Linked DNA regions of Mus musculus: regions 1, 3, 4 and 5 are each linked to region 2. A link is a loop called in an ENCODE intact Hi-C map of the cell type or tissue named here. Cell type or tissue: left cerebral cortex. All regions are shown on one strand.

Region 1 (5,000 bases), 86 kb before region 2:
GCAGGGTGTGGGCACCTTTTTCCTATCCCACTTCTCCCCGGGCAACACCCCAGGGCCCCCCTTTTTATTTTGTTCCCAACACAGGTCGATGCAGATGCAGTAATGAGGTCACAAGCCAGATTGTAACCTCCATGAGAGCCAGCCAACATGTCATTGGGTGTCTTAGTTAGGGCTTCCTGTTGCTGTGAAGAGACACCATGACCAAGGCCATTCTTACTTAGGAAAACATTTCATTGGTGCTGGCTTACAGTTCACAGAGTTTCAGCCTATTATCATCATGGTGGGAAGCCTGGCAACGTGGTAGGTAGAGTTCTCTATCTTGATCCACAGGCAGCAAGATGGGGTGCTCTGTACCACACTGGTAAACCTTGAGCATATATATATATATATATATATATATATATATATATATCCTCAAAGCCCCGCCTCCACAGTGACACGCTTCCTCTAACAAACCCACACCTCCTCCAATAAAACCATACCTCCTAATAGCGCCACTCCCTATGATCGAACATTCAAACACACGAGTCTCTGGGAGCCATAGCTAGTCAAACCACCACATTTGGGTTGGTTTTTTTGTTTGCTAGGCAGAATCTCACTGTATTGACCATGTGATTTCCAACCTTTGCCTCCAAAGTAGCTGGAAACTACATCGTGTGGATTATATTTGGTTTCTGGAGGCCCCCTGGGACAGGCTTGTGGCAATGGTGCTGAAAGTGTCGAGAGAGAGGGTCTCAGCTGTGGTCAGGGGCTGCAGAGTTTCAGAGACAGATGGCGGTCAGTAGCAACTGGGGATAGGTGCTCACATGGCTGCTTGCAGTGGTCAACAACCTTCTGCAGCTTGGGACAGACCTGGGCGCGGTCACCTGCCCTTCTACAAGTTCCAAAGTGAAAAAGAGGAAGCCAGGGAGGGGCTCACTGTATAGTAACTGAGTTCACTTGGAGCCCAGTCCCTGTGGCTCCCACACAGTCACATGAGTTTTTGTGATCTGATCACTCTCTCCAGGCTTTGGCTGCCCTTCTCTAAAATAGGGACAGACAGGGGACTTTACAGTACTCTCGTATAAATGCAATACTACCAAATATGTCCAGCTTTTATGACTAATGCAAAAATGACAGGTAGGAGCTGAGAAGATGGCTCAGTGGTTAAAAGCACCTGCTGCTCTTGTCGGATCAAGGTTTGGCTCTCAGAACTCACATGGAGCAACCATTTGTCGCTCTAGTTTCAGGGGATTCAGTGCCCTCTTCTGGCTGATGGTAGTACTGCACAATATGACGCATATACATGCAGGCAGGCAAAACATTCATACGCATTAAATAAAAAATCAAAAGAAAGAAGTTCCAAAGTACGACTATGGTATATCATTCTGCAGACTGAACAGAATAGCAGAGGCAGGAGGATGCTGGGGGTGTTGGCTTCCAACCTAGATGAGAAACGCTGGGTTCAGAGGAACACACTCAGAGCTACAGAGGACACTTAATCCCGCTTCTGGTTTCTGTGTCAGATGCTTTGAATTCCTTTCTTGGTCAAAGCATGCTTTAGAAATGTGCATTTCTGTTCGCACATGACCGTATAGTGGATTGTTTTGGTTGTTTCAAAAAAAAGGAAGGGCTGATAGTGACACATCTGCTTAGCATGTGTGAGGCTCTGAGTTCCATTATAGCATTAAGGCATGTACCTACACACATGTATACACATACATACACACATATAATCACATACACACATATAATCACATGGATACACATATACATGCATACACACATGCACACACACACATATACACTTTTTTTTTTTTTTTTGGTTTTTCAAGACAGGTTTCTCTGTGTAGCTCTGGCTGTCCTGGAACTCACTCTGTAGACCAGGCTGGCCTCGAACTCAGAAATCTGCCTGCCTCTGCCTTCCAAGTGCTGGGATTAAAGGCATGCGCCACCACTGCCAGGCATACATACACATATAATCACATGAATACACATATACATGCATATACACATGCACACACACACATGCATGCATAAGTGAACAAGCATGCATGCACACATACACACACATGCACATGCATCCACATGCACACAATACACAATACATGCACATCCTTATACACACATCCACATGCATATGCATACATACATATCGTGCACACACACATACACACATGAATACATATCCACAACACATACACATGCACACACGTACACACAGGAAGTAAATAAAACAGAACTTAAAATGCAGGCTAGAGAAATGGCTCTGTCAGTAAAATGCTTGAATCTGAAGCTCCTTCATACTCATGTAAGAGCCAGGTGTGACACACAGAATAAGAAAATAAACCCTTCATCTTTAAAAAATATTAGTTACCAGAGTATAAGATATCAACATAATTAATAGAGGAAGCACAGACTTCGTATTTGCCTGGTGTTTGGTGCAGTGTGAACCCGCGTTATTCTTTCAATAATTAAGCCTGCACTGAGAGTAGAAGAGGAGATGCATTTCTTTGTCCATTAAAAGGAAAAAGTTTCCTGCATTTGAGAGCATTCAGGTTAAAATATTTTCATTGGCTACAGGATCTAGCCCGTTGCTATAATAAAAGCTGAAGTTCAGAGATACTTTACCCTGATGTTCTGTTTCAAGTGTTCTTGATTTTTAATCACTTTTAATTCCAAGAACTCTCACTAGGACCTCAAAGAAAAAGTGTGTGTGCGTGCGCGTGCATGCATGCGTGCATGCATGATGTTCATGAGTGCAGGTGTCTTTTGGGCCAGTAGAGGGCGCTGGATCACCTGAAGTCGAGTTACAGGCAGTTGTGACTCATGAATGCTAGGAACTGAGGGCCCTCTACAAAAACAGTGTAATGTCTAAATGTCTAAGCTATCATTCCAGCCCTCCCATTTCAGACAGGATTTCATGCAACTCAGACTGCCGTCACTAACCATACTGTTATGGTTTATATATGCCCGGCCCAGGGAGTGGCACTTTTAGAACGCCCTGTTGGAGTAGGTGTGGCCTTGCTGGAGTGGGTGTGGCCCTGTTGGAGTGGGTGTGGCCTTGTTGTAGGTGCGTCACTGTGGGTGTGGGCTTTAAGACCTTCATCCTAAACTGGGCGTGGTGGCGCACACCTTTGATCCTAGCACTCTGGAGGCAGAGGCTGGCGGATTTCTGAGTTCGAGGCCAGCCTGGCCTATAAAGCGAGTTCCAGGACAGCCAGGGTTATACAGAGAAACCCTGTCTCGAAAAACAAGAACAAACAAACAAAAGACCTTCATCCTAGCTGCCTGGAAGTCAGTCTTCCGCTAGCAGCCTTCAGATGAAGATGTAGAATTCTCAGTTCGTCCTGCACCATGCCTGCCTGGATGCTGCCATGCTCCCACCTTGATGATAATGGACTGAACCTCTGAACCTGTGAGCCAGCCCCAAATAAATGTTGTCCTTACAAGAGTTGCCTTGGTCAAGGTGTAAAGCGAGCAGTCAAAACCTAACTAAGACACACACTAAGCACTCAATAAGCCCATGTTAAATATGTGAATTATTCGTTGTATGAGCCAAGAGAATGTCCTAGGAAATGCTTAGACAGAGGGAGTTAGGGTAGAATAAGTCGTGGCGGGGATCACTGCAATTAGCCTGGCAGTCACAGCACACACACGTTGTGAACATACCTTGTGCACTCACATACACGTAGGCACCCACAGATACATATAAAGTAAAAATAAATAAAGCTTTACGTTATTTTAAAAGAGCGTGTACGGCTTTTTGAAAGGACTAGAGTTTAGTCCCCTGCACCTATGACAGGTGGCTCACAACTGCCCACCCGTAATTAATTTTAGCTCCAGAGGATCCAAAACCCTTTGTCTGTATTCACATTCACATACCCCACCAACGCAGACATAGTGATAATAATATTAATAATGATAATAAAACTTTAACAATTAAAGGGGAAAAAACCTAATTAGACCAAGGGTGGTGGCACATGCTTTTAATCCCAGTACTCAAAGGCAAAGACTGGTGGATCTCTGTGAGTCTGAGGCTAGCCTGGTCTACAGAGTGAGTTCGAGACTACATAGTGAGACCTTGTTCCAAAATCAAAACAAACAACAAATCCTTATTTTAAGCATACACTGAAGGGGGTCACGCACCCAGCAAGCTGACCTCTGAACATAGTGCGGACAGTGGGCACCAAAACAAACCAACCCATCCAATTACTTGAACTAAGTTCACTCGATGTGAACTTCACAAATGGTATCAGTAAGAGATGAGGAGAGGGACTATGAAATGGCAGGTGGACCAGACAGGAAGCAAGACTATCAGAAGAGGATACTTGATGGTGCTTGCAGGAGGCCTAGAGGAGGACAGGATGGAGGTTGGGCAAGGGAGTGAGGACCTGGAGCTGGACGGGATGGCAAGTGGGGCGCGGACGCCTGGAGGGGAGAAATCACTGGACGGCGTGCCTACTAGGTGCACACAGCCTGCAGCCTGGGGCTTCCCCGCTGTCACTCACCAGCTCCTCAAGATGCAAGTTTCTTGGCCCACAGTTAAGCAACTCGGCGGCCCTTATGTTGCTAGGTTACGAGCCACTCTTAGAAGGCGGGACTTTGAGTTTGACTGACATTCTTTTTCACCATTTAACTTCGAATCGGGTTGCGTTGGCTCCGCCTCCTGAAAGATGGCCAATCAAAATCCCCGCCTCTCTGACGTTTCGCCAATGGAAAGACGCAGGATTCCTGTTGGTTGCGCGAGTGAGGCGGGGGTGGGGGTGGGGTGGGGAGGAAAGGGGTGTTGCTTCCTCGCCCCGCCCTCCCTTTGGGAGGAGGGCTGTGAGAACGCTGAGTGACGTGTAGTCTACCCTGTCAAATTTCATTGCGACCCCTCTGATGGCCAGTAGGCTGTGGCCTAGGGCCGTGGGCGGGGCTTTCGGGGCTGAGTGACAGGAGTCGGCGGATGCGAAGGCTGGCGCAGCTGCCGCTGTGGCAGCGGTGAGGCGGCGGTGGCGGCTGCTGAGGCTCCGCGC
Region 2 (5,000 bases):
AATAACCCTGTTTGTTTCAAACAACAATAACAGCAACAACAGCAGTAACAACAACAACCAAACGAAGCAACCAAAGCAAACTGCAGCTACTGACTGGGGACCCACAATACTTGTGTGTATGTGCCCTGCAGGAGGGGAGCTGTAATCTCCATTTCACTAATGGGAGAAGCAGCTGTTGGCGGGGTGGAGATGAAGTGTTTGTCCCCAGGGCTTGCAATGGGAAGAGGAAAAGTCTGGATGGCAGCCATGTCTTCCCCTCCAGGTTTGATCTCCTGGTTCACACACAGGTTAAGGCCAAATCTGCCCCCATACTTATTCAGCATGCCCACGGGTTTCGAAGATCAGGTTGTGGGTGGCAGCTGGGACATAGTAAAAGAACCTGGGGACAATTCTTGCAGAAGTGGTCAGGGGTAGCCAAAGTGGAAAGAGAAATGGAACTTTCTATTTCAATCTAAGAGGCCTTGAGACCAAGAGGTTCCTTAAAGATTCATGAACCTCACCTTAACTAGTTCTCTTCTCAGTGATGCCCTCACCTTAACTAGTCCCCTTCTCAGTGATGTCCCCACCTTAACTAGTCCCCCTCTCAGTGATGCCCTCACCTTAACTAGTCCCCTTCTCAATGATGCCATCTTAACTAGGACCTTTCCCAGTGATGCCCTCACCTTAACTAGTACTCTTCTCAGTGATGCCCTCACCTTAACTAGTACCCTTCTCAGTGATGTCCCCACCTTAACTAGTCCCCCTCTCAGTGATGCCCTCACCTTAACTAGTCCCCTCCTCAATGATGCCATCTTAACTAGGACCTTTCCCAGTGATGCCCTCACCTTAACTAGTACCCTTCTCGGTGATGTCCTTACCTTAACTAGTCCCCTTCTCAATGATGGGCAGAGAGTCACAGGAGCTCCTTACTGTCTCGGGAGCTGGAGAAGTAGCAGATGGTGTTATGTGAGAGAAACTTCTCATGGGCCCTGCCTGGCTGCTGCGTGCTCCTCAGCTGGAATGTCCCTTCAGGAAACTGTTGAAAACGACCCTTGTGGATCACAAGCACTGGCTGCAACAGTCGGTACAGCACGCCTGTGCAATAACTGGAAGTAAGCCAAGTGCTCAGCACAGGGGATTGGATGGGAATACTGCTGCTCGCTGATGGGAATACTGCTGCTCCCCTATGGACTCCGCTACGGTGATGTTAAAGTATAGAACAGCCAGGCATGGCGGCACACACCTCTCCTTCCAGAGCTTGGGAGGTAGAGGCAGGAATATCTCCGTGAGCTCTAGGCCAGGCAGGTGTACAAAGTAAGTTCCAGGCTAAGAATTATATTATATTAACATACTATATTATATAGTTTATATAAAATATTCATATATTATAAATATATTATAAATTACATTATAAAATATATTGTCTATATATTATGTAAATAGTTATTACTACTACTACTACTATTTTGAGTCAGGGTCTTTCTATGTAGCCCTGGCTGGCCTGGAACTCACAGAGAGCCAGCATACCTGGCTCCATCTTATTTTTTGAGAGAGTATCTTACTGAGCATGGGGGACAGTCATTCAGCAAGGCTGGCTGGCTGGTGAACTTCAGCGAGCCTCCTGTCTCTGCCTTCTTCTGCGTTGGGATTATAGTGTATGGAAGACTGTGCCTGGCTTGTTACATGGGTGCTGGGGGCTTAACTCAGGTTCTTCTGTTTGCATTCCCGTGTGTAGGCGCTTTAGAGCAGTGGTCTCACCCCGTGGGTCACGCCCCCTTGGTGGAGGCTGAATGACCGTTTCACAGGGGTCATGTCATGTACCATATCTGATATTTGCATTACATTACGAGTCATAACAGTAGTGAAATTACAATTAAGAAACAGCAAGGAAATGATTTTATGGTTGGGGGGAGGAGTCACCACAACATGAGGAAATGTATTAAAGGCTTGAGAGTCACCGATTTGGACCACTACAACATGCTTAGAAGGCACCCAGGCTGGGGAATAACATGGACCTGCGTCAGCGAGTGTGTGCCTTTGTGCATCTGTGCGCGTGCTCTGTGTATATTAGTCCCCAGCGATCACACACTCCTGTTGTGCCTCTCTCGTGTGCCTAGCATCTGGTAGCTTTCCTGTGGGTCAGGCTGTGTTCACTGAGTCCGCGAGGCTTGGAATCGTGACCTCACCTATGGCAGGGAGGAAGGATTGGAACCCAAAGCAGACTCCTCCCCCTCCAGCCAGGGCCTGGCCTTCCCTAGGGAGGCAGGAAAGTCGAGCGTGGCTGTGGTTGTGTCTGCCCCCTGGTGGCTGGGAAGGGCAGCGTCCACGGTGCTTTCGAACTGTTCGACTCCCGGTGCTGAAGGTTCTAGTTTTGTGACTAGAAGTCATTTTATCTGCTTGGGTCTCAGTTTCCCCAGCCTGTTAGGGACTTGGCGACAGAAAGTGTTTGCAGTAAGGGATTAACAGATGACAGAAGAGACTCGGATTTATGCCAGGGAATGGCAGGGGAGTGCCTCTAGGGTAAGCAGGCAGTTGTGAGGTTTTAGGTAGTATCTTGTTTATGTTTTTTAGGTAGGATCTAATGTCCCCTAACAATGTTCTTTAACTTTAGTGTGTATCTGAGGCTAACTTTGGACTCTTGATCCTTCTGCCCCTGCCTATAGAGTGCTGGGTTTACAAGCATGCATTAAAAAAAAAAAGTTTAAGGGACCTTAAACTTTTCTCTTCTTTAAAGACAGGACTGGGCTGGAGAGATGGCTCAGCAGTTAAGAGCAATGGCTGCTCTTTCAGTGGACCTGGGATCGATTCCCGGCAACTAACAGTGGCTCACAACCATCTGTAACTCCAGTTCCAAGAGAACAAGACCTGGTGCCCAGACGTGCATGCAGGCAAACCACTCATTCACTTATTCATATCCTTTTTTTTTTTTTTAATGATGAGAACTTATTTAGTCTATGTAAGTCTCAAGATGGTGACCCTCCAGCCTCAGTCCAGTAACTGCCGGGCTTACCGGTGTGTCTTTAAATATGTCCCTCAGGAAACACCTTTCCTGCTCTGTGAAACATTCTAGAAAGGTTATGCATCAGGGTAGGGGAAGAGGGACAGAATGAGTTCTTTTTTGGTATGGGATCAGGTCTCACTCACACTGTACTCCAGGCTTGTCTGGACATCTTGCAATCCTCCTGCCTCAGTCCTTCTCAGTGCTAGAATCGTAGGTGTGAGTCACTTTGTATGTGTGAACCCGTGGCATTTGTCACTGGTTGACCAGAGGCAAAGTTGGCCAGCAACTTGACCAAAGATGTTGATCTGCGTTGAGGACAGCTTGTATGTTCACACCCTTGGCTTCTGGGGCCTGGGGCTGCTGGTTGAAGGTCTGACACCTGCATTGGTTGAAGTGCCAATCACTGCCTCTCTTTGTGTACATTTTGAGACAGATTCTCACTCTTTATTCCAGACTATTTTGCAGACCTCAAAAGCACAGGTACAGGTCCTCCAACATCCAGCTTTTTAAATAAAAATTACTTTGAGACGGGATCTCATACTGTGTACTAGGCTAGCCTGGAATTAACTCTGTAGCTCGGGCTAACCTGATTAACATATTGGGACTACTTCATTCATGGACAAATAGGAAAAAGAAGTTGCGGGGCTGGGAGATGGCTCAGCAGTAAAGGGGGCTCGATGATCTTGCAGAGGACTTGAGTTCGAATTCCAGCACCCACATTTAGACAGTTCACAACAGAGCCTCAGGGAATGTAACACTCTTTTCTGGCCTCCACCTGCATCCACATTCCCAAAAACACACACACACACACACACACACACACACACACACACACAAACACACCATGCAGATCATACACATAAAAGAAATCTAAAAATATTAAAAATTAAAAGAAGGTGAGGAAGAGGAAGAATAAGTAAAAAAGGTGAGGAAGAGGAAGGATAATTTAAAAACAAAGCAAAAGCAAACAAACAAAAACCAGAAAGAAATTCCTTGGGAGGGAAGGATGCTGAGCGGTTTTTTTTTTTTTTTCCACAGAGAGCGCGAGTCCTTTAAGGCAGGCCCCGCCTCTCCAGGAACACAGACCACGCCCATCCCGGAAGCCCAAGCACAAGCCCCGCCCCCACCCCGCCCCTCGGGACGCAGTCACGTGGCCCGGCTGCGGCTCGCGATGGCGGCCCCCGTGGATGGGAGCTCCGGCGGCTGGGCGGCCCGGGCGCTACGGCGGGCACTGGCGCTGACCTCCCTGACCACACTGGCCTTGCTGGCCTCGCTGACCGGGCTGTTGCTGAGCGGCCCGGCGGGCGCTCTCCCTACCCTGGGGCCCGGCTGGCAGCGCCAAAATCCGGACCCGCCGGTCTCCCGCACCCGCTCGCTGCTGCTGGACGCCGCGTCGGGCCAGCTGCGCCTGGAGGATGGCTTCCACCCCGACGCGGTGGCCTGGGCCAACCTCACCAACGCCATCCGCGAGACCGGGTAAGGGTTAGCCATCCCCGCCACGGCCTGGCGGGTGACAGGGGCCCTGGACTGCCTCCCTGGGGAGTCCACAGCCAGGTCTGGCCCAGGGCTGGTGGCTGACTCAGTAACTCCTATCCCCAACCACAGGGGTTCTCCCCGAGGGGCCAGGGGACCTGCCCTCTGTCCACACGGGTCCCCGCACTTAAGGCGAGCTGGACTAGAACTCGGTATGTAGACCAGGCTGCCCAGGAACTCACACAAACTCGCCTGCCTTTGCCTCCGGACTTCTGGTACTAAATGTTTACTCTGCTGCCCATTTGTCCCTAGCCTAAGGGATAATGACAGTTGTCAGTAGCCCCAGGCCCTTGTCTCCCTCCAGAGCCAGGGCGGCTGGAGTGAGCCAGGCTCCAAGCCAGAGGGAAAGTTGCAGGTCCCTAAATTCACAAGCGTGGACAGTATCCTTGTTAGATGTTGCTGTCCCTGCCCATCCCAGGGACGAATTCATGGCCCGATGCTTCACTGAGTTAGGTGCTCAGTGTGATCCCTATCGCTCTCGGAACAT
Region 3 (5,000 bases), 170 kb before region 2:
GGCTAGGGATTCATCCCCGCAACAGCAGAGCAACCTGTCACGGTCATCATATCCCCATCTAACTTCAACACATCTGTCTCTGCTGTGAAAACCTGACACATAGTAGGGATGTTGGAAACAGGACTTGCATGAAGCAAATACTACACTTTGAATATATCAACTTGGTATCAGCTAATAGGACCAAGGAGGTACCGGCTGTCTGCAACCCCACTTCCCAGATGAGAATACTAAGGCACAGAGAAATTAAGTCACACGCTGGAGGTTGCACCACACGCCCAGGTGGAAGTGGGATGCTTCTGACTGGCAGATGGGGACCATAGAGCCTGTGGCATACCCACCACCTCACCTGAGCGCTCAGCCTGGAGGCAGCAGGTCCAGCGCCCGCTGCGGAAGGCACCAGGGTGGCAGGCAACCAGCTTGCCCGGGTTGGGGGCACTGGCTTTGCGCAGGGCTGACAGCCATTGGTTGAGGTCATTCACGTTCTGCAAGAGATGGAGGCCGGAAGAAGATGAGTGAGGCTGAGCCACAGACCCCGCCTCTGGCTGTGCCCCAAGCCTCACCTTACACTGGAGGTAGGTGGTGTGTGACGTCCCGGCGCCATCCTGTGTCACCACCTGCATGACGTGTGGCAGTTGAAAGGCACCCTCGTCCACATGCTCCACAGCCCGGATGCAGGACAGCGGGATGGATGTGTGAACCTGTGGGCCGCCAGGGACAGGGCTGTGACACCAGGTGGAGTGCTTGAGGCCCCATATTCAATTCCTGATAGCTCTGTTGTGTCCTCTCCACAGTCCTGCTCTGCGGCCAGCTGAGTGACACGGTTTTTCTAGGTCTGAGTTTGCTTCACCACCACCATCATCATCATCACCACCATTGTCATCATTACAACTATCATCACCAACCAGGACCACCGTCCCACAATCATCATCGCCAGTTGATGAATTGCAAGCAGTGCCCACAAGCCAAGTCCTAGTCTCCCTCGGGTTACACTCATTAGCACAGGACAGCTGGCACAGAGCCCAGCACACACACACACACACACACACACACACACACACACACACACAGATACACGGGTGATTACGCAGCTGAGTGAGTGCCCGGATACACACCTGCTCAGAGCCGTCAGGACAGATGGATCCTGTGTGTGAGCCTATGATGCTTGGTGTGGACTTTGTGGCCCCCCACCTCCACCCCCACGTGTCCACACCTGGGAGAGCATGCCCAGCATCCCTGTCGCAGGCCATGCTGGCCCCAAGCTGAGAGTAAGCCAAAAGTTTGGAACAGCTGCTCTGATGGGAGGGGAAAGGAGGTGGGAGCTTGGGGGCGGGGCATGTTGGAGTCCCACCTGCCACTCCGGAGTCTTGGAGTAGGAGAGGTCCCGCCCACTCAGCCGGAAGTAGCGCTTCTTGAAGGCAAAGCGCGTGGCCAGGCCTCCAGGCTCCTCCTTGCGCTTCAGCAGGAAGCCTTCTCGAACAATGGTTGAGGGTTGGACCAGGGCGCAGGCTGGACCCCCGGCCTCTGGGAAATCGAGAAAGAGGGTGTGGGACTCTGCCATCTCTGGGGTCTCTAGCACCTGCCAAGGGGCAGGAAGTCCTACCCGCTGTGACAAGGAGGGGTTAGCAGCTGGGGAAAGTGGAACCCAGGCCTCTCTCAGGGCCCTGCTTGTGAGACTGCAGCTGTCCTAGTCAATCCAGTGATGTCTCAGACAGCCTCAAGCTCCAGGCTGCAGACCTCTCTCTGTCCCAGATACCCCACCTCACCCCCAGACCACCACAACCAGGGCTCTCCACTGCCCAGGTTACCCCTATGTGATCTGAGCCCCCCATTCTGTCGTGCCCTCCACCCCAAGTCCTCTATTTCCGAGGGCTACACGGCACCACTCCCAAACAAGCCCCAGTTCTGCCACAGCTTTTTAGCACCCCACTTCTTTCTTTCTTTAACCCCTTTCTCTTTCTCTCATCTCTTGTCCTCTGTTCCCACCCCAGGGCCTTTGCACGTGCTGTTTCCCCTGCCTGGCTCACTCTGGCATTGACACTGGTTCTCCAAATCTCAGCCAGAGTGACTCCATCTTGAACCAAGATGCCATTTAACTATTCTGCTTGCCCAGACAGAAGCCCCAAAGAAGCCATCCTCGCCCCCATCGCTATCTCTGAGGCCAGGAGAATCTCTGATAAGAGCAAACTGGAGTGTGTTTAAGTCCTGGTTTGGGTCTGTGCCCGGTTGCCTGAGTTCGCAGTCATTCCACAGCACTGACACTAGGTGGCGCTCTGAACCCAACGTTGCATCCGCGCTTGAGTAGACAGGTGCTTGGTGCTTGGTGAGTCAGAGGAGGGGGACTTTGAGGAAAAATAAATAAATAAAGCAGCAGTCCAGATAAACTCTGACTCCATTCTTGGGGCACGGGGCAGCGTCCCCGTACGGGAGCTGGTGTCAATTAAACAACACTCCAAAAGAGTCACAGCACATACTCCAGAGTGTCATTCTAGTGGCACCAGGGAGGCCCACTCGGGCCATCTCTGGGCCATCTCTTCTCTTCCCTGTCTTTTCATCTTCCTTCCCTCTCTTTCATTAGATTGGATCTCACTGTGACACCCTGCCTGGCCTAGAACTCTCCATAGACCAGGCCTCTCTTGTTTCTGCCCCCTGAATGTTGGGAATAAAGATGTGGACACCGCCTTCGCCCTCCCAAGCCCCCCCCTTCTCCCTTCCTTGGTAACTCCCTGACACCCCATCAACTTGGCTATTGTCTTTTCTGTTTATTTGGTTGTTGGTTGCATAGTTTGGATTGGTTTTGGTGGTTTTTTTTTCAATAATTTTTTAGTGGTTTTATTTATTTTTATTTCATGCGCATTGGCGTTTAGCCTGCATGTGTGTGTGTTAGGGTGTCAGACCCCCTGGAACTGGAGTTACAGACAGATGTGGGCTGTCATGTAGGAGCTGGGAACAAGTCCAGGTCTTCTGGTAGAGCAGCCAGTGCTCTCAACCACTGAGTCCCTTCTCCAGCCTGGTTGTTTTATTTGCTATCTTGTTTGTTTTGTTTTGAGACAGAGTTTCTCTGTGTAGCCCTGGCTGTCCTGGAATTCTCTCTGTAGACCAGGCTGGCCTCAAACTCAGAAATCCGACTGTTTCTGCCTCCCGAGTGCTGGGATTAAAGGCCTGTGCCACCACGCCTCAGCCCTTGATAATTGTCTTACAACATGGTCCCCATGAGAGTGAGATTCTATGAATAAGTCCAGGATTTTCTTCTGTCTCACTCCCTTTTTTGGTATGTGTGGTGCATGCATGTGTGTGCATATGTGTGTGTTTGTATGCATGTATATACAAGTGTATGCATGTGTGTATATTTGTACATGTGTGTGTATGTCTCTGCATGTGTGTATGTCTTGTGCATGTGCATGCATGTGTGTGCATGTATATAAATGCATGTATATATTTGTACATATGTGTGCCTTTGTACATGTATGCACACGTCTGCATGTGTGTATCGTGTGTGCATTTGTACGTGTGTGTCCATATCTGCATTTGCGTGCATGTGTGCATGGGTGTATGTATTGTGTGTACGTGTGTGCATGTGGAGACCCGAGGACGACATCTGGAGTCTTTCTCTGTTGCTCCCCAATTTATTCTTTTTTTTTTTTTTTTTTTTTTTTTTTTTGGTGTTTTGAGACAGGGTTTCTCTGTGTAGCCTTGGCTGTCCTGGAACTCACTTTGTAGACCAGGCTGGCCTTGAACTCAGAAATCCGCCTGCCTCTGCCTCCCCAGTGCTGGGATTAAAGGCGTGCGCCACCACGCCCGGCCCCAATTTATTCTTTGAGACTGAGCCACTTGTTGAGCTTGGAGCTCACCATTTTGACTACAGTGGCTGGCCAGGGAATCCCGGATGATCTGCCTGTCTTCACACCTCCAAGGCCAGGGCTATTAGCAGGCACAGCCAGGCCTGGATTTTAGGTGACTGGGAATTTGAACTCAGATCCTCAAGTTTGCTCAGCACTTTACCCACTGAGTCATTTCTCCCTCATGAAATGACTTTATCTGAAAAACCTGCAGGGGAATCTATCTTATCTTTCTTTTTTTTAGTGCTGGGGTGGAACCTAGGACCTCGTACATGCAAAGCAAGCTCGACTCCACTAACTCTCAGTCCCAGGCCTTTGGGGTGGTACCTGTTACATAACAGGGACTTAATGAGCATGCCCATACCAGAGATTCCATGCCATGACCCTACCACACTGCTACATTGGCAGAGATGACCTAACCAAGCCCGACACAAAACGTTAGTTGACTGACTAGTTGACCTGCAGGTCCAGAGTTTTAGTACTGGGGACTAAGGGAGTGGGATATCGAGTGCTCCCGGGGGATGGGGGGGGGGACAAGCCAGGAGTGGAAGGACCACAGGACTCACCCTCATCCTCGTCCACATCCACCAGCTGGTCCAGGAAGTCCCTCACACGTGAGATGCTCTGCAGCAGGAAGGGATGGAGCGGGGCTAGCCACTGCTCCTTGCCCTGGCCCAGCTGCTGGCCCAGGTTCCCAATGCTCTGCACAGCCTGGAGCAAAGAAGAGAAGAGGCCAAGTGCACAGTGAGGCCCCAAATTCTGCTTCTCTCACTCATACTCCTTGGGCACTGTCTGATCCCCCCTTTTGGGATCAGCACCCCCAGCTCCTGCCCAGATGAGCACACCCAGCACCTGGCACTGCCCATTTCTATCAAGTGAACTTGGGGAACCACAAGAGCCACAGTTGTAGGTACTTTGTCAAGAATAGCTTAGTTCATACTAAGGTATAAATGACTGCTGGTTCACCTCTCCTGTTTCTTCTGGAAGGCGTGAGTTTTGATGGTCTAGTTAAGTGTAGGAGGAGGAAGAGGAGGAGGGTTAGGCGCTGAGGCTGTAGCCCAGTGGTAGAGTGATTGCCAACCACCCCTAAGGTCCCATGTTCAGTTCCCAGGACTGCCAAAAGGAGGGGGAAGCAAATGAAAGCTAGGCACAGTGGTACATTTA
Region 4 (5,000 bases), 310 kb before region 2:
TCTCAGAACTGAGAAGGGGGAGACTCTGAGGGTCCCTGGGGCTCTTCCCAGCCAGTCAGGCTCAAGTGTGAATTCTGAACCAGGGAGAGACAAGGTCTCAAAAAAGATGGATGACTCTTGAGATGAGTTAGCCATGGTTCCGGATCACACCCACACACAAGAGAACACCTACGCAACACACATGTGCACACACACAGAGGTGGAACTAGAAGGGAGGATGAAGGCATGCAGAAGGGTGAGCTGAGGCTCTCTGGCAGGCTGCCTTACCCAGTAAATCATAGGCTGGCAGCACATCAAACTTCACCTCCTTCAGCAGGTCGGGGGCGCTCAGCTTGAAGCTCAGAGCCCGGGAGTTGGGACTCCTTAAACTGTGGACCTCAAACTTCACTCCACAACGTCTCTCATGCTGAACCTCGCACAGCTGTTTCTTAATTTCCTTAATCAACACTCCCTGTTGGTTTAACTGATCCTCAAAGCTGGTGAGATTGTTAAGGAACACCACCAGGTCAGCGTCTGACCTGCCCTTGAGCGCGGTGCCTTTGCCCTGAAAGACAAGAAAGAGAATGACAAAGGACAGGGAGAGCCATGCTGGGAGGTCCAGATGCTGAACTGGAGTCCATCACCAAGGTGATAGATGGATGGATGGATGGATGGATGGTTGGATGGATGGAGCAAGCTGCTAGATGTGCAGGAGAATATTAGTCAGCCCTGAAGAGTGACATCAGAATCTATGTAGGAAAATAGAGGGTGCTGGATCTCCTCTTGATACAGAAGATAAACCACACCGTGAAGGGAAAATATCCATGTTCATCTGTGGAGTCTCTGTGTGTTCAAGTGTGTGTGTGGGGGGGGGGGCTGTGTATGGGAGTGGGGGAGAGGTCTAAATGAAACAAGCACAGAAGAGTTTGGGAAGGGTACAGTAGCACTCATGCAGTGCCCACATTAGCTGCACACATGTGACATACCATCAGAGAGTGAATCTCTGGGGAGGGTCTGGTGGGAGGTAAAGGATAGTAGAGATTGGAAGGAGACTATGACTAAATTAATACAGATATATGAGAATGTAGCCATAGTCCCATGGTTGGCATTGTTAGCTGGGAGGAAATATGCGCAAGTGACATCATTAAAGAGAAGATGGCCTTGTGTGATATAGAATAACATATAACATCATAGAGAAACTGAAAAAAACAATAAAGGTGATCCAAGTCTGTAAAACAAATATCATAAAAAGAAGAATTCATGCTGAACAAAGCCTCCCTAAATAAAATGCTTAGAATCATCACTAACACACATGAGCATCAGCTACTGTTGAGAGAGGGCATTACAAATTGTCACATCTCCGGATGGAGAGGTGGGTCAGTAGCTAAAACTGCCTGCTGTTCCTGCTGATGACCTCAGTTTAGTTCCCAGCACCCAAGCAGGCCAGCTCAGAGCCACCTATGTAACTGCAGCTCTAAGGGATCTGACACCCCCTTTTCAATTCTGACCAAACCTGCACTAACACATACAGAGCCCCACTCACAACTAAAAATGTAGAAATACAGTCAACTGAAAACAAGAAAACAACTTCATTTCTGCACCCTTCACAGAGTCTGAGAGTTAAGTACCAGTGTCATGAAATGTGATTTGACAGACAGCCCGGGAACCGAGTCCAGAGAGGGTCCATCAATCCAGTCACATAGCAGGCGAGTCCTGGTCTGTCCTCCGTGTCACATTTGACTTAGTCTATGTGACCTTATCATTCCTGGGGCGTGGAACACTGGACATGGAGAAGGTAGTTAAGTTACCCTAAGTCACACAGCAGTGCAAAGGTTGTATTACCACTGCCCCACCACCTGCCCCTCCACTTTCCAGAAAACTGCTTTGCCATTCTGGGCCTCAGTTTCCCCGACTCTGAAATGGACATGGCCTGGGAGTGGGGAACATAAACTGTAGCTGAGGCTCCTTCTCCAATACAGATGTGGGACTTGGGGGGAAGAACCCATCGCCAGCTGTGATCAGAATTAAGAGGAGGGATCAGGGTTGCAGCCTGGCTTCTGAAAGTCCTGTCCCACCTCATCTCGGCCAGCTCAGGCTGAGGAAGGCTCACCTTGACCCCTTTAGAGGCCCTCATTCGGCGGACGGGGCCCCGGAAGGATCTGTCCTTCAGGAGAGCACACAGGGCATCTATGACTTCTCTGAGGTCAGCACAGAAGCTGGTGTCCGGGAGATGGTTCTCTATGAACTTATCAAGCTTCGAGGCCGGGATGCTCCTCAGATCCTGCTCCATCCTAGGTCCAGCTTTTACCTCTGCAGCCAGCAGGTCCTGTGTCTCCTAGGCTGGCTGAAGCAGAAATGGGACTTTCAGTTTCCATTTCCCGGGAAGGGCGCGGATATGCAAATCATCCAGGCCCGAGCAGCCAATGGCGTTAGGGCTTCTGAACAGGTACCTCCCCATCCAAGCCTGAGCTTTCTTAAGATCCGGCCCAGGGAAGAATGTGTAAGGAAACTGACCTGGCTTTCTCGGGATTTCTTCTGGAAAAAAGGCTGTTACACGGTACGTTTTAGGAACAATCTGTGCACGTAGAAGAAGGGAAACGGAATCAGGAAACCACAGAAGGTGGCTGGTGGCTCCTGAGCTCGGCTTCCATCTCCTGCAAACGTTTTAGGCGGAACTGCTTTTTTTTTTTTTCTTTTTAAGAACAGCACCTCCCCAGGTTTTGTTTTTCCTTTACCTCTGGACTTGCAGGTCTAGGATTACAGACAATTCTAACAGAAAGCTCAGACTTCCCAGAAGCCCCCTCTCCTACTCACACCCTACATTTTCCCCTGTGGTGCAGGGGGTCTGGGTGAGGGTGGGGTCTGGGCATCCCCAAGGGTGAAGTACAGGCCGTACCACCAAGCTGGGGACAGTACAGGTCAGCAGTGACTATTAAAATGAGCTGTCTTTCAGGGCCCTGGCAAGGTTGAAAATCACCTTTGGGTGACATACCCAAGGCCTCATCAAAACAGTTTGATGCCCTCCAACCCCTGCCTCCATCTTCTCATCTCTTGTTTAGAGGGCAGAGAGAGGGCTCAGAGTTTAAGAGCTCGGGCTGTGCTTCCAGTTCCAATTCTGAGAACTGACATGGCAGGTCCCAAACACACACACACACACACACACACACACACATTCACATGCACACGCACAGGGCATGCACACACTAAATACACTCCTGAGCTTGCCTGTGCACATATGCACACAAATACACAAACAAGTGTATACTCACATGTGCACACCCGAGCATTAACCAGGATGTACTTCGATGAGGAAATAAAGAGTCTGGCCTTCTGCAAGAGCAGGATTGGCCTTTATGCATCTCCAGGAAGGAAGCCATTGCTAGTGGAGACTGCTCACCGGGCACAGGGAGCTCCAGGGGATTAGGGTGGAAATGGGACCTTTGGGGGTCTGCAGACCTAGTCCTGCTTCCCCAAGCTGGTGGATTTTGGTGGGGTGCTTACCCCGTTGGCCTCCCTGATCCTCACTGCACACTGACATCAGCACCATATCTCCTCCTGCAGGGAGTCACTCAGACTGCCTGGGGCTTCTAGGTCATTAGCCCTTCACATGCAGGAAAACAGGGAAGAAAAACAGCATTGTGGGTGGCCCTAGCAGTTCAGCAGGCAGAGGCTGATGCAGGAGGATGGATAGTGGAGGCTGGTCCATCCTGGGCTACACTACAGCTGGATTCACTCCAGAGTGTGAGGGGGAAAAAACCCTAAAACAGATGAAGAAATGAATGGAAAAAAAAAAAAAGGATCCTGCCCAATGCTGTGGCTGAGAGCACACTCTGGGCAGTAACACAGTTCTTTCCTTAAAGAAACAGGAGCGGGAAGTTCCACTGACCAAAGTTGTGTCATTCCAGGTCAGAGGTGAGCCCTCAGCACAAAGTGTCAGCTGCTTTAAATTCCTTTTGGTCAGCCAGGTGTAGTGTCACAGGCCTTTGATCCCAGCACTCTGGGGTCAGAGGAAGTTGGACCTCTGTGTTTTTTTTTTTTTTTTTTTTTTTTTTTTTTTTTTTGGCTAGCCTGGTCTACAGAGTGAGTTCCATGATAGTCAGAGCTCAGTGGTGAGATCCCGTCTTGAAAAATAAACAACAACAAATTGTTGTTGGTTTTTGTGAGCCACCAAATAAATCTGGGAAGTGAGCCCAGGTCCTCTGCAAGAGCATCCAGTGCCTGGCCCTCCTCTGAGCCATCTCCCCAGACCCCAGGTACAATCTTCTTGGCCTCATTGGGAGGCATGGTGGATTCTGAGGGAACTGGGATGCTGAAGGCCCCTCCCACAAGTGCCAGGATGGGAGGACGGGAGGCCAGCTGAGAGTCCTGAGCAGATCTGGGGGAGCACCAAGCTAATCGTGCTTTAGATAGTCTATACATTTATTTCCTGTGTGTGAGTATGTGAGGTCAGAGGACAGCATGTAGAAGTCGGCTCTCTCTCCTTCCACCACGTAGGTCCTGGGGACCAAACTCAGGCCACCAGCCTTGGTGACAAACACCTGTGCCCTCTGAGCTATCTCAGTGACTCAGTGACCCTTTTTGTTCTTGGTTTGGGAGACAGTCTCATAGGCTAGGCTAGCCTTCAACTTGCAGCAATCTCCCTGCCTCCGTGCTGGGATTATAGTGTGTCCAGCTCATCTCTACTCCGCCGCCCTCCTTCCCCCCGTATCCTAGCGAGTATCATTAAGCCCAGTGAGATCAATGCCCCTGAAAGCCTGACTGAGTCTGGGAGTGCCCAGATGACAAGGTTTAAGACCCTGAACCACCCTCTTGGCCACATAGCCAGCTTCTGCTGGGACACACTGCTTTCTTCATGAGCCCCATGACCCCGCCCACACTGTGTCAGCTCTATCTGGCCTGATTGGGCCCAGACTCAGCTCACCTCCAGCTCCCACTCAGGATTTAAAAAAACAAAAACAAAAACAAACAAACAAACAAACAAAAAACCCATGGCTTGCTGGAGATTGAGAGTTCTATGGACT
Region 5 (5,000 bases), 240 kb before region 2:
GGAAACTGGTCATCTGACAGGTCATCTGGCTATTCATCTGGCTGGTCACCTGGTGGGTCTTCAGGGGTGCCCTCCGGGCCAGTGCACAAGTTAGAAAAGTCTATCCAGGCAAACCTCACACCCAACGAAAACTGTCTGAAGCAGATTGCGGTGTCCTCGGTGCCATCGCAGAAGCTAGAAGGGTATATCCAGGAAAACCTCAAACCTAACAGAGAATCTCTGAAGCAGATAGACCAGGCCGTGGATGCCATCTGGGACCTGCTGCGCAGTCAGATCCCTGTGAAGGAAGTGGCTAAGGTGAGGCTCAGGGTGGGGGCCAGGGCTCTGCATCCCAGGAGAGTTCGCTGTTCCCAAAGGTGGTGGTGCTGAGCATTGTGCCACACAGGGCCCAGGGGATTGCACTTCGAAGGCTTTCCTCTGAGGACAGACAGTGAAGGGGCCCAAGCTGCTGCCAGGTCTTCTTCCACCTGGCTGCATGACTCCCGGAAGGGTCCTTTACCTCTCTGTGCCTCAGTGTCCAGATCTGCAGAATGAGGTCAGCCTAGACCCCACTTCAGAGTGTTGTGATGGTGAAGCACGCAGTGTTCTTAGCACAGGGACGGCTGTTATCAGTGCTCAGTAAATTACCAGGGATTGACTACATGCATTTGTGCTTTGCCATAGAGTGTCTTTGACTCCACATTTATGAGATTTTTGTTCGTGTATCTTTTTCATGCCTACATAGTACTCTACCATATCTATTTTTTTTCCATGCCTGTATAGTATTCTGCTGTGTTATTTGTTCGTCTTAGCGCAGTTTTGAGTTGACCCCAGTTTGGAGCTAGCATGCAAAACATGGACACAAACTGGTGCTGGCAACCTGATTTTAAAATGCCAGTGCCATTTGGGGGATTTCACTTGATTTAAGAAATGTCACTACCTGGAGCTTCAGAAAGTCTAGATCTCACAACTGCCCCTCCATTTCCCCACAGGGTGGCTCCTATGGCCGGGAAACAGCCCTAAGAGGCTGCTCCGATGGTACCCTTGTTCTCTTCATGGACTGCTTCCAACAGTTCCAGGATCAGATAAAATACCAAGATGCATACCTTGACGTCATTGAACTGTGGCTGAAAATCCATGAGAAGAAGTCAGTAAAGCATGAACATGCCCTTGTAGTACAAGTGTCTGTACCAGGGCAGAGAATACTCCTGCAATTACTTCCAGTCTTCAATCCTCTACGTGAGTGATCTGGGGACTGGGGGTGGGGGGGGTGTCCAAGCATTCTGGGAGTCCTGGGAGGCCACTGGGGTCCCGTGGGCTGAGGCTGTCTCCAAAATGGAGCTTGTAAACTCCTGTCTTAGTCACTGGTCAGTTGCTGTGAGGAGACACCCATGACCAAGACAACTCTTATAAAAAGAAGCATTTAACTAAGTGGCTGGCTTCGAGTTTCCGAGGGTTAGCCCCTTATCACCATGGTGGGAAACAGACAGGCATAGTGTTGGAGCAACTCCGGACCTTCAGAAGAGCAGTCGGGTGCTCTTACCCACTGAGCCATCTCACCAGCCCAAGGACACACCTCTTAATTCTTCCCAAACAATCCATCAACTGAGGACTAAGTGTGCAAAGATAATGAGCCTCTGGGGTCCATTCTCATCCAAGCCACCACAACTCCCAAGAGACAAGAGCCTCCTTCCCTAGGCATACTCTGTCTAGCACTTCATTTTCATCTCATTGACTTTGGATACAATGTTCTAAAGGGGAGCCTTGATAGGTGAGAGGGTGGATGAGTGATGGGCAGATGGACAAATGGTAGAAAGGAAGTGGACAGGTGGATGGCTGGGTCCCACTAAATGTGTGTTTGTGTGGGTGGATGGATGTAGGGATAGGTATGCATGTATGAGGATGAATGGATGGATGATGTGTGGACAGATGGAAAATGAATGGAAGCATTGTGGATGGATGGATGGATGGATGGATGTGTGGGTAGATGTATGTATGTATGTTAAAGTGGATGGATGGATGGATGGATGGATGGATGGATTGATGGATGTGTGGATGTGTGGATGGGTGGGTGGATGGATGGATGGATGGATGGATGGATGGATGGATGGATGTAAAAGTGAACGGATAGATGGATAGATGGATGGATGTGTGGATGGATGGATGGATGGATGGATGGATGGATGGATGGATGGATGGATGTAAAAGTGGATGGATGGATAGATAGATAGATAGATAGATAGATAGATAGATAGATAGATAGATGTATGGATGGATAGATGAGTGGGTTGGATGGATGGGTGGATGGATGTGTGGACAGATGGAAAATGTATGGATATAGGGGTGGACAGATAGATGGGTGGAAAAACAGAAGCACGAGAATGTATCATAGCTATTCTGCCAGCAGTGGACTCCACTGGGCTGACAGCCCAGGACCTCTGAGCTGGAGGCCAGGGCCCCTTCATTGTCCACAATCCTGAGAAACTTCTGGGTTACTGAGCCCTTGAATGGCCACCGCCTAACCATTTTCTGACAAGATGGAGATGTACGTACACCCACATGATGACATTCCCAGAAAGGTGGCATCCCTGGGCCCTTCCCATCTTAGGGTTTGAAGGTGAACTGTCCCTACAGGTTCATGTGTTTGAACACTTGGTCCCAGCTTGTGGAGCTCATTTCAGAGGGTGTGGAGAGGAAGTGGAGGGCTGGGAAGTGAGTCTTAAGGGTGGTAACCCCAGCCTGCTTCTGGCCCCACTCCCATTCTGTGTTTTCTTCCTGGTCCAAGACGGCATCATGCAGCATCACCTCCTGCAGCCATATCTTCCCCACCATGATGGCTATACCCTCTAACAGGGAGCCAAAAGAAAGACATCCCTCTTCCAACCAGAAAAGGGACTGACACATGACCCCCTGGGTCCCTTGTCACCAAATCTAAGATCAAAGGAACCAGCTAACAGGTTCGTTTAGTTGTAATGGTGTGCCTGCCTTGAAAGGGCTGCAGGAAATTCTGGGTTCTCGCTTCTGATACACAGAGTCTGGTAGTAGGAGTCCAGTCCAACTGCTGCCTTGACCCAATCAAGGAAACTGCTGGGAGAAGAAACTCTCCACATGTAGTACTGTATGATGCCACCAGATGGCGATAGATTTGCATCTTCCAAAATAAGATTTAATTACAAGAAAGCAATAAATGTTGCTGAAAAAATAAGACCCTACGGGGGCTCTGAAATCGCTTCCTTTACTAAATAAAAAGGCCAACTAGCCTGGTATACTTGTCTCTACCAGGTCAGGCAGACTGTTGTTGCCATGGTTTCTGTAGTTTTGCCCCACATGAGGCTTGTAAGACTTGTTACATTGTTGCATAAAGGACTTCAGTTATGCCTGGTATAGAGTCACTAGTCAATAAATGGCAAGGGCACGTGCCCAGTACTTGCTGGGGAGTCCATATGGTTCCTTGCCCAAAGCTGTGTACCTAAATATGAACAGCGGAACTCAGTGAGCAAGTGTGGAAACTAATTGGTCCGTACACCTCTCCCTTTCCTGGTCCTGTCACCTCCAGGTGCCCGAGTCTGTGTAAGAGGCATTGGTAGAAGTGTAACACAGACGTATGTAGTTGCACACAAACATTTGGCTTTGGTATTATCCAGAGGCCTTCATTTCTCATGTGTAATTTACTGCCTCATGCTGTGTGTGGCTCCACTGATTCTGTCTTGGGTGCACGCGCACACGCACGCACGCACGCACGCACGCGCGCACGCACACACACACACACACACACACACACACAGAGCCTTCATTTTAGCTTTTATTATCTATCAAGGAGAATAACCCCACTGTTAGCTTTCCCAGAGAGCGAGCAGATCAGGCAATAGAGGATCTTCCCAACTCCAGCTGAGCTTCCCGCTGCTCTCTCCTGTCTCTAAGGCTCCAATGAGAATCCCAGCTCCTGTGTCTATGTGGATCTCAAAAAATCCATGGATCAAGTAAGAGCCTCACCAGGGGAGTTCTCAGACTGCTTCACCACACTGCAGCAGCGGTTTTTCAAGAAATATCCCCAAAGACTGAAGGATTTGATCCTATTGGTCAAGCACTGGTATGAACAGGTAATGTATGTTGTTGCCTTGTTTTGTTTTGTTTTTCCTTCTGCAACACGTTTATTGGGAGAGCATGGACTGCGTAGGCGAAAGCTGTTGCCTTGTTTAAGAGGGTCTCAGTCTAGCCTGGAACTCAAAGTCAGAGATCCACCTGCCTCTGCCTCTGCCTCTGCCTCTGCCTCTGCCTCTGCCTCTGCCTCTGCCTCTGCCTCTGCCTCTGCCTCTGCCTCTGCCTCTGCCTCTGCCTCTGCCTCTGCCTCTGCCTCTGCCTCTGCCTCTGCCTCTGCCTCTGCCTCTGCCTCTGCCTCTGCCTCTGCCTCTGCCTCTGCCTCTGCCTCTGCCTCTGCCCCTGCCAACTCCCAAGTCCTGGGACCAAAGCCACCATGCCCTACTGTATTAGCTTTCTATTGAGATCATTCATAGTGAGGAAATTTCAACCATATTAACAACATACCTCAACCTGATTTGATCTCTTCTTCAGCCACAAACCAGAATAGACTATTTTCTCAACTCAAGGACATGGTGGCTACCTGACTGATCCCAGCACTCTAGAAGAGAAGACACACAGCTCTAGAGTTTAAGGCTAATCTCAACTTCTGAAGCTGGTGAAATGGTTCAGCAGTTAAGAACACATATTGTAGGCTGGAGAGATGGCTCAGCCGTTAAGAGCACTGACTGTTCTTCCAGAGGTCCCAAGTTCAATTCCCAGCAACTAACTACATAGTGGCTTACAACCATCTGTAATGGCGTCTGATGCCCTCCTCAGTGACAGTATACTCACATATATTATATAAATAAATAAATTGAGAGAGAGAGAGAGAGAGAGAGAGAGAGCGAGCATGCACACATTGGTCTTCCAGAGAACAAGGTTGGATTCCCAGCACCTGCATCATCCATCCCACAACCAACTTTCACTCCAGAGGGATCTAA

Evidence for each region. Hi-C counts contacts between places; a loop is a spot of excess contacts. Peaks named below come from ENCODE experiments on the same cell type or tissue, not always from the same donor. Only the 100,000 strongest peaks of a DNase experiment are listed, where the experiment ranks them.
Region 1: a loop joins it to region 2, with 3 times the contacts of the local background. A loop is called at or near these places in 17 of 42 quality-filtered maps.
Region 3: it touches region 2 in a loop (2.2-fold over the local background); 5 of 42 quality-filtered maps call a loop at or near these places.
Region 4: it touches region 2 in a loop (5-fold over the local background); 2 of 42 quality-filtered maps call a loop at or near these places.
Region 5: it touches region 2 in a loop (2.1-fold over the local background); 4 of 42 quality-filtered maps call a loop at or near these places.

What each region holds. Positions count from the first base shown.
Region 1 is chr5:120,588,585-120,593,584 of GRCm38, reverse strand. It overlaps Tpcn1 (two pore channel 1), which reads left to right and starts at 4,972. Exons shown (of 28, transcript NM_145853.2): 1 at 4,972-5,000. It overlaps Iqcd (IQ motif containing D), which reads right to left and starts at 4,562. Exons shown (of 5, transcript NM_029408.2): 1 at 4,491-4,562. In left cerebral cortex, CTCF peaks have their summits at 1,253 (motif pointing left), 2,764 (motif pointing right) and 4,891; DNase peaks (open chromatin) are centred at 1,255, 2,824, 4,690 and 4,822; H3K4me3 peaks cover 395 bases; H3K27ac peaks cover 49 bases.
Region 2 is chr5:120,502,743-120,507,742 of GRCm38, reverse strand. Plbd2 (phospholipase B domain containing 2) reads left to right here and starts at 4,120. Exons shown (of 12, transcript NM_023625.4): 1 at 4,120-4,456. The coding sequence starts at 4,152. In left cerebral cortex, a CTCF peak has its summit at 2,290 (motif pointing left); DNase peaks (open chromatin) are centred at 2,277, 4,126, 4,511 and 4,691; H3K4me3 peaks cover 981 bases; H3K27ac peaks cover 863 bases.
Region 3 is chr5:120,671,088-120,676,087 of GRCm38, reverse strand. It overlaps Rasal1 (RAS protein activator like 1 (GAP1 like)), which reads right to left. Exons shown (of 22, transcript NM_001359144.1): 16 at 4,403-4,547; 17 at 1,349-1,521; 18 at 561-698; 19 at 347-482. Among named protein-coding and RNA genes, the nearest start is that of Rasal1, 25 kb to the right of the region's middle. In left cerebral cortex, a CTCF peak has its summit at 2,258 (motif pointing right); DNase peaks (open chromatin) are centred at 1,225 and 2,261.
Region 4 is chr5:120,809,970-120,814,969 of GRCm38, reverse strand. Oas1c (2'-5' oligoadenylate synthetase 1C) reads left to right here and starts at 2,456. Exons shown (of 7, transcript NM_033541.4): 1 at 2,456-2,536. It also overlaps the pseudogene Oas1b. In left cerebral cortex, no CTCF peak of the experiment used is centred here; DNase peaks (open chromatin) are centred at 230 and 2,411; H3K4me3 peaks cover 1,343 bases; H3K27ac peaks cover 539 bases.
Region 5 is chr5:120,744,756-120,749,755 of GRCm38, reverse strand. Oas2 (2'-5' oligoadenylate synthetase 2) reads left to right here. Exons shown (of 11, transcript NM_145227.3): 1 at 1-297; 2 at 972-1,218; 3 at 3,901-4,079. Among named protein-coding and RNA genes, the nearest start is that of Oas2, 2.6 kb to the left of the region's middle. In left cerebral cortex, a CTCF peak has its summit at 3,114 (motif pointing right); a DNase peak (open chromatin) is centred at 3,108.